Regions from separate parts of the Homo sapiens genome. Here regions 2 and 3 are each linked to region 1. A link is a loop called in an ENCODE intact Hi-C map of the cell type or tissue named here. Cell type or tissue: IMR-90. All regions are shown on one strand.

What was found. Peaks named below come from ENCODE experiments on the same cell type or tissue, not always from the same donor. Only the 100,000 strongest peaks of a DNase experiment are listed, where the experiment ranks them.
Region 2: it touches region 1 in a loop (3-fold over the local background); 2 of 110 quality-filtered maps call a loop at or near these places.
Region 3: a loop joins it to region 1, with 7 times the contacts of the local background. A loop is called at or near these places in 3 of 110 quality-filtered maps.

Annotation. Positions count from the first base shown.
Region 1 is chr2:174,846,203-174,848,702 of GRCh38, forward strand. CHN1 (chimerin 1) reads right to left here. Exons shown (of 13, transcript NM_001822.7): 7 at 678-755. Among named protein-coding and RNA genes, the nearest start is that of CHRNA1, 83 kb to the left of the region's middle. In IMR-90, no CTCF peak of the experiment used is centred here; a DNase peak (open chromatin) is centred at 1,499; H3K4me3 peaks cover 1,469 bases; H3K27ac peaks cover 1,044 bases.
Region 2 is chr2:174,971,992-174,974,491 of GRCh38, forward strand. The region is part of intron 1 of CHN1 (chimerin 1); the gene reads right to left. Among named protein-coding and RNA genes, the nearest start is that of CHN1, 32 kb to the right of the region's middle. In IMR-90, no CTCF peak of the experiment used is centred here; DNase peaks (open chromatin) are centred at 660 and 1,150; H3K4me3 peaks cover 522 bases; H3K27ac peaks cover 1,000 bases.
Region 3 is chr2:174,984,813-174,987,312 of GRCh38, forward strand. All of the region lies in intron 1 of CHN1 (chimerin 1), which reads right to left. Among named protein-coding and RNA genes, the nearest start is that of CHN1, 19 kb to the right of the region's middle. In IMR-90, a CTCF peak has its summit at 1,068 (motif pointing left); a DNase peak (open chromatin) is centred at 1,039; H3K27ac peaks cover 644 bases.

The DNA of each region.
Region 1 (2,500 bases):
AGACTAGATCTACATACAGCTTGAATCAACACACATATCACCTTGAAAGAAAATTCAAGTACAGTTGATAAACCACATTAACACAATAATTAAAAACTACACATACGCATACATGGTGAAAGCAAATACTCAAAAAGTGAGGAGAAGCTGCTAGTGTCAGCAGCATCAACAGTCCCATGGTAGCCATCCTCCTTTCATCATGGTCAATTCATTAACAGGGGAGAAAAGACAGAAACTATGAGAAATGCAAACCATCTGCTCAATCCAGATGCAACAGCACATGCCTCTTATATCCAAAGCTTTTTACCAGAAACACAGATCTAATCCTCTCATAAAATCTCCAACAGAGGTATTCAGACACATTTGTATCACAAATAAAAACAATGCCAAAATCATCATTAACTGAGACCTTTTAAATATCAGTCAAGACTTTTACCAGTGAGTACACATTGATAAAACAATATTAGAACAGCATTAGAGAAAAACAGGGTTGGATTTCTATTAGCCTTATTCAGCTATTCCTCAAGTAAAATCAGGCTGAAAACATCTCACTCCTTAAATAGCAAGAACATTTTAGTCAAGTCATCCTAGTTTTAAAAAGACATAAGATATTCCTTTAATATTATATATTTCAAGTAATATGCATTTCTTAAAAGACTAAAAGCAAATATTCTTACCTTGAAATTGTGAATCTTTTCATATTTTGGAATTTGCTCGTTTTCTTTCAGAGTTGCTCTTCTAACAAGTGATGTCAACTGCGAATAAGCAAAGAGTTTCAGAGGTTGCCAGATTGTCACAGACGACTTTGGAGAACCCAGTTTCATTCCCAAGGCTGCTATCAATAAATCTTGCTGACGGCCCTCTTGTTTTGATTTGTGAACTGCAGCCCTATTAGTTTTCCTCCCTGACCAAGACTCTTTGGATGGCATTTTGGAATTCACAAGGAAAGAAAACCTATAGTGGTCTATGTCTGTCGATGATATCTATTCAGCTAACACATGAGCATTCTGCCAGGCAGCACAGAACCCTAACCTACAGAGAGCTGCAGAGAAACACCACGGAGAGGTGGAGGAGGAGGATGAAGCACTTCTTAAACAGAGGTCGACTAACCAGCAAATTCTTCTTTCTTCCTTTTTTTTTCTTAAAGGGATCTATATTCTAGCTTCTAAAAACTTGAGTCTGAACAGAAATAAAAAGAAAGAGTCGATGCTAACATACAAAACACTCAGCATCTCTCTTTATCATTTTTTAAAAGGCATGCAATTTTGACAAATGATACATTTCTAAAAGCTTTCTTCTCTATTCAAGATATTAATGTCCATTCTGAATGAAAGATGCCTACATACTGCCTGCAATCAGTTTCTAGCAACAGACACCCTATGAAGCCCCTAGCAGGGAAGGTGGGGGGAAGGGAGGGATTTCACAAGGAAGGCTGCATTAGATTGGCCACCGTAAGAAAGGAGATAACCAATGAAAATCAAGCAACAGTATTTAAGTACTGTATTCCTAAACTCACTCTGTCTCTGTTTCTCCCTCCTCTCATGTAAGTAAGTTTCTTGCTGGCTCAAGGCAAAAAAAAAAAAAAAAAAAAAAAAAAAATCAGTGGGAAGGTAATGAGAAATGAATGAGTCATGCATTATTGCAAAATGGAATTTTTTTAACCTATTAAAAGCAGAGGAAAATTAACATACATACAGCACTAGGTTTTAAAAATAATGCAGCACCACTGCCAGGTAAATTATGAAAGGCTAATCTGTATCCTTTGCTCATTATGGACTGAGGTTAGCTAACCAAAACCCAATTTTATTAAAGACAAGGAAAAACTGGTGAGTATTTTGATGAAAGATAAAAGAAGTTTAACTAGGTATCATACTATTTTCATGCAGAACAAGGAGCATGCACATCACATTGCTAACAGCTTGCAGTGGTCAGTTTTGTCTTTGTATTATGAGTAGTTTTGTTGTGGGCTACACTTACATAGAAGAAACCATTATTTTAATTCTCTAGTCTCAACATTTTTTTTATTCAGAGAGCTTGAGGCCAGGTCATAGTGGAAGCCAGTTGGGAATAATTCCTTATTTGCACAGATCTCAATTATAGTGTAACTACTTATAGGACCCATATACTTTTTGTTTGCTGGTGTAGAAACGGGGTGGCTAGGTGAGAGACTTAGCACAACTTGACTTAGGAGCAATACCTACATTTTTTCACTAAGGTGCTACAGGATGCTTACATTTCCCATTTTGGTTCCCTAAGTACGTCCTATCATCTGTTTCTCATGCTATAATAATTAAGTTAAACCAATTATGCCAATGTTACACTGTATTTAAAGCATCTAAAATTCTATGTATTTAAATGGATTCAGTATATTTGTAGTGTAAATACTTTAATCTCAGATTTCATAATCTACAGGAGGTATGTGCCCAGTGCATATTCTACTTTAATTAGGGCATGAAGTGGTTCTTAAGCTATGCTAGACATTAAAAATAACAAATGACTG
Region 2 (2,500 bases), 130 kb after region 1:
AAATACTTCAAGTGCAGTCCACAAGGGCCCGACAACTATCACTAGGCTAAACAATGAACAATAATAACCCTGAGGTATCTGGCTTCAAGCCCAGCTTCCAGGACAACAAGCTGGTATCCCTTATGGTCAGGTTCATTCACGATGCTATTAAAGTCTTCTCCTTGCTGCTACTGGTTTCCTTGTAGCTCAAGCTTGAGTATAACCTTCAATGAAATGTTTAGGATGTTCTCTGGTTCCCGTGTCCAAAAAGAGTTGTCATCTCACTCAAACCATCAAGTCCAAGAAATATCTTCTCTCTGACCCACGGCAGGGTGATATCCTGATGCTTCATCACTCCAATAAGCTTAGTGACAAGACAGGCACTTACTGTCTGCATCTCAAGAAGGAGTCCTGTAAGGTCAAGAACAGTAATCCCTAACCCAATTTCAAATTCCCCTAAGCTAAACATTCCTGCTAGAATATGCAGACAGACTTTCTAAAATCTTGGAATTTACACTTCCTGTAATATTTAGTCTATGAATCACTTTGTTGGGGATGATTAATAAATGAGTGATCTAGGATTGGGAAGAAAAAAAGAAGGTGAAGTGGGTGGCAGAGCAGTAGTCGTAGTTTGAGCTATGCAGCATTCAGACAATGGAAGTTGGAGCAAAGAAAGTAAAGTGAGATCTTGGAACTGTCCTCCTCACTCACTCTATTAGGAGGGAGGGAGGGTGGCCATAAAGTCAGGTTGATTCAGTGCCAAGGCTAAGCGTTATCACGTAAGGAATTATACTACATAACCTTATCAGAGAGAATGTTTAACAAATTCTGACTCAGCTATGCATAAGGAAGATCAGAAATAGAAAATATAACCCCTTAGTATGCATAATATCTGCATCCACAGAAAAAGTGAACTAATAAACATATTCTCCAAATTTTAAATGAGGGAGATCCTGAAAAGTTCCTAATATAATCACTGATATTCTCTTTTTCTAGTGTTCTATCCTCATTTTATATCAAATATAAAAAGAAAATTAAAGCTTTCATAGCTTTACTAGTGACCCAGGATCACCCTAACACTATTTTTGCCTTGAACTCTTCAGTTGTTCAACCACAAATTCTTCCACACTGGGTCATCACAGTAAAAGTCTAAGAGTTAGAAAGAGAATGCTGGATAACAATGATTATGCTCTCTGGTATCTTCCACAGTTGAATGGGCTACTGTGCAATCTGCATGCCTCCTTCCTACTATAACCCATGCTTCAACATATGATATGCAGAACTATCATGACAACATTTTGCCAGATCATGAAACAGAAAACATACATAATAAGCACAGTTATTCAGTGTTTTAGATGCCACAGAGCACTGTAAATCTTCCTGATGATATCAGTAGACCAACTCAGGCTGCTGGAAGCCCATTCACAAAACACGGTTTTTTCAGGAAGGGCAGAAACCTAGGCAGGAGGTGACAAAATATACTTCAAGGCCAGGGAAGCTAATGACTGAAAGTAAGTTCTGGGATATTTTCTATGCACAAGCAAAACAAGAGAAGACAAAGTGATGAAGAAGCAGCAGCAAAAGCAAGCAAAAGATGAAGGATGCCTGGGCACTTCACTTCTGGGTGCTCAGGAGGAAGAGAAGTTACACATTTTCAGCCAGGTTGATGTGAGTTTCAGGACTGACGATGTGGACCCACCCCACTTTGTGCTGCCAGCTTTGGCAGTGCAGGACAGCGGTGAGAAGTGTGGGCCCTGGAAGTCTGGAAACCTGTCTCTACCAGCACTTACTAATTGTGAGTCTGACCCAGGGCACGTCAATTGGACAAATGAATATTAGCTATTGTTATTGTTATTATTATTACCATCAAAAAACCTTTTACCTTTATTCCTGAAGTATCTGACATTAAGGAAATTTCCAGGGAAAGAAATATAGATGTAACTAGAAAGCTATATGAAGAAATATGTGAATTAAAGTACTACAAGGTATCTCTTATATGAACATATGTAAACAGAATACCTAGAGGTCTCAAGATATCATACTTTAAAGAATTTTCCAAAATGCCCTTATTTAGAAAATATTACTTCTTTTTTTCCCATTTCCACTTCAGGACTCAAAATACCGTGACAATGCCAAACATACTTCACATATGAAATGTTACAGTCCAATAGGTTTACTAAAATGGAAAGGTGGATAATCGGTTTGTTTTAAAATATTCAAATAGAGTCTTCTTTTAACTCCAGACTTGATGTGGATTTCTAATAAGCAATATTATTTGTTATTCAAAAAGCAGACTGAGTGATTTATGTCACGCAGCTGTGAACAAGCATTTTGTTGAAAATATCGTCTGCATGCTTTACTGCACTAACACTGTTGGAATGCCCGCAAGGATGCTGAATACTAGGAATTGAAAAGCAAAAGGTCATTGTCACTGGAAAATGAAAAAGTTATCTGATTCAAACCCACATCAAGCACAGACAAATGACAGCAATGAAAAAACATTTTCATGTGCTTTTACCAG
Region 3 (2,500 bases), 140 kb after region 1:
ATATTCATTATGCAAGCTTAGCAGCCAGTACATACAAAATCGTTTTTAAAAAGAAACCTGTATTGATTCTTTCTTCATATGTAATAGATTCTTTCTTCAACAAACCTTCACAAGAATGAAGAAAAAAAATGAGTGCTTTCACAACTCTCTAAAATACATGGTTATAAGCTTATATTTAGATTTTTGCAAGTCTTAGGTTTCAAGAGAAAGTTCCTTGGGCTTTTCTTATTCTATGATATGTCTTTGATACTATTTGCTTGATGATTTTTATGATGAGGCTGAGAAAAATCAGAATGCTATAGACCTAAACCTAATTTGCTCTAGATTTTAGTTGATACACTTTAATGTTTTAGTCTTCTATGAACATGTAGCTCTTTCCATTGAAATTATTGACAAGATTTCAGAAAGCAATAAACAATATAAAACTTCCCTACCAACCTCAACATAATTTCAACATCATTCCCTTCCCTAATGACAATGTTAATGTAAACAGTAAACATCTAAAGCAGTATTAATTGTCAAATATACAAGAGTAAAAAAGAAGCCTAATTTAATTAACACTGTGATTGGGTAGATTCCTGTCGTCCTTCATTACCATTCCACTTATTAAATTTCATTCATAATTAAAAATTACATAATATATTCCAACTACATCATCTTGTTTTTAAATAAAAAATAACAGTTACTTTAGAGCAATTACTAATACCCATTGTTCTAATAAATGTCCATATTTTAAGATGTCTAGAAATGAGACATATAGACTACAAGCCTCATAAATCATATTATTACTTTAAAAGTAAAGGCAAACATAGTGAATGCAGGCAGCCCTTTGTATTCTACAGATCCCAGTGTGTTTTACGGATCTTCAACAAAGGATTTTGGCTCCTATACCGGAAATGAACACTGTTTAAAATGTTAAATTGAAGCTCATCAATTTCAAGGAGTCTTGACTAAAGCTTCTAGAAATCTAAACTTTAGCATTTTAAGGGCATAAATATTTAGATGTTCCTTCTTAAATTTTGCTGCATTTCCATAAGTTAAGGAAAAACAGAGGAAACAAGTTGGCAAGTGCCATCTTGTGGACTCTCTGGAAAATGTTTTCACTCTATTCATCAGTATAATTCCAAAAGCAAATCATTATAAATGTTCAATACAATATTCCCAATAATCAAACTGTTACTTTAATTTAAATTAAAAGGTTAATTTTCCAGGGTCCAAACATCCATAACTATAATAAACTGCAATTGTGGATTTGAGATTAGATTATTCTAAATCATGTGAAATATTTATAGCCAAACCGTCACACTGGATCCCTATATTATCTTCAGGAGTTATGCCACAGAGATATATTATGTAATGAAGCTTGAGAATCTGATATACCAAAGAAATTTAAAAAGCACCTACTCAGCAGAGAAGTTAGAATTACTCTCCTAATTTTATAATATAGCGAACACAGCTATAGAATACACCTTGCAAAAGAAAAGGGGGCCCTTTGTTTTTCATAAAATATAAACCAAAAAAGTTACCAAGAATTCTAAAATATAGTGGAACTAATGAATAGACACATCCATAGATCCACCATATGTGTATGCCTAATAACCAAAAGTTTACAGATTAAGAGTTAAGATACATAGTATGTAAAGACGAAAACAAACACAAGACTAATACGAAAGAAAACACCCCAGAGTCACAATGTCCATGATTCTCTTTAGACTTTAGAAATACAGCCGACCCTTAAACAACATGGGTTTGAACCACGTGGTTCTACTTATAAACAGATTTTCTTGTGCTTCTGTTACCCTTAAGACAGTAAGACCAACCAACCCCTCCTCTTCTTCAGTCTACTCAACATGAAGACAACAAAGATGAAGACATTTACAACGATCCACATATTTTCAATAAATATCTTTTCCTTATGATTTTTTGTTTGTTTGCTTGTTTTGAGACGGAGTCTCACTCTGTTGCCCAGGCTGGAGTGCAATGGCGCGATCTGGGCTCAGTGCAACCTCTGCCTCCTGGGTTCAAGCGATCCTCCTGCCTCAGCCTCCCGAGTAGCTGGGACTACAGGCGCCCACCACCACGCCCAGCTAATTTTTTGTATTTTTAGTAGAGACAGGGTTTCACTGTGTTAGCCAGGATGGCCTCCATCTCCTGACCTCATGGTCTGCCTGCCTTGGCCTCCCAAAGTGCTGGGATTACAGGCATGAGCCACCACGCCCAGCCGATTTTATTATTTTGTTAATAACATTTTTTCTCCAGCTTACTTTATTGTAAGAATACAGTATACAATACATATAACACAAAATATGCGTTAATCAATTGTTTATGTTATTGGTAAGGTTTCCAGTAACCAGTGGGTTATTAGTAAAGTTTTGGGGAAGTCAAATACGTGGATTTTTGACAGACTAGGCGGGGCAGGGGGCAGGGGATATCTGCCCTCCTAAGCATCATGTTCAAGGGTCAACTCTAGTATGGTTTTATTATTTCACATAGCAAGAAA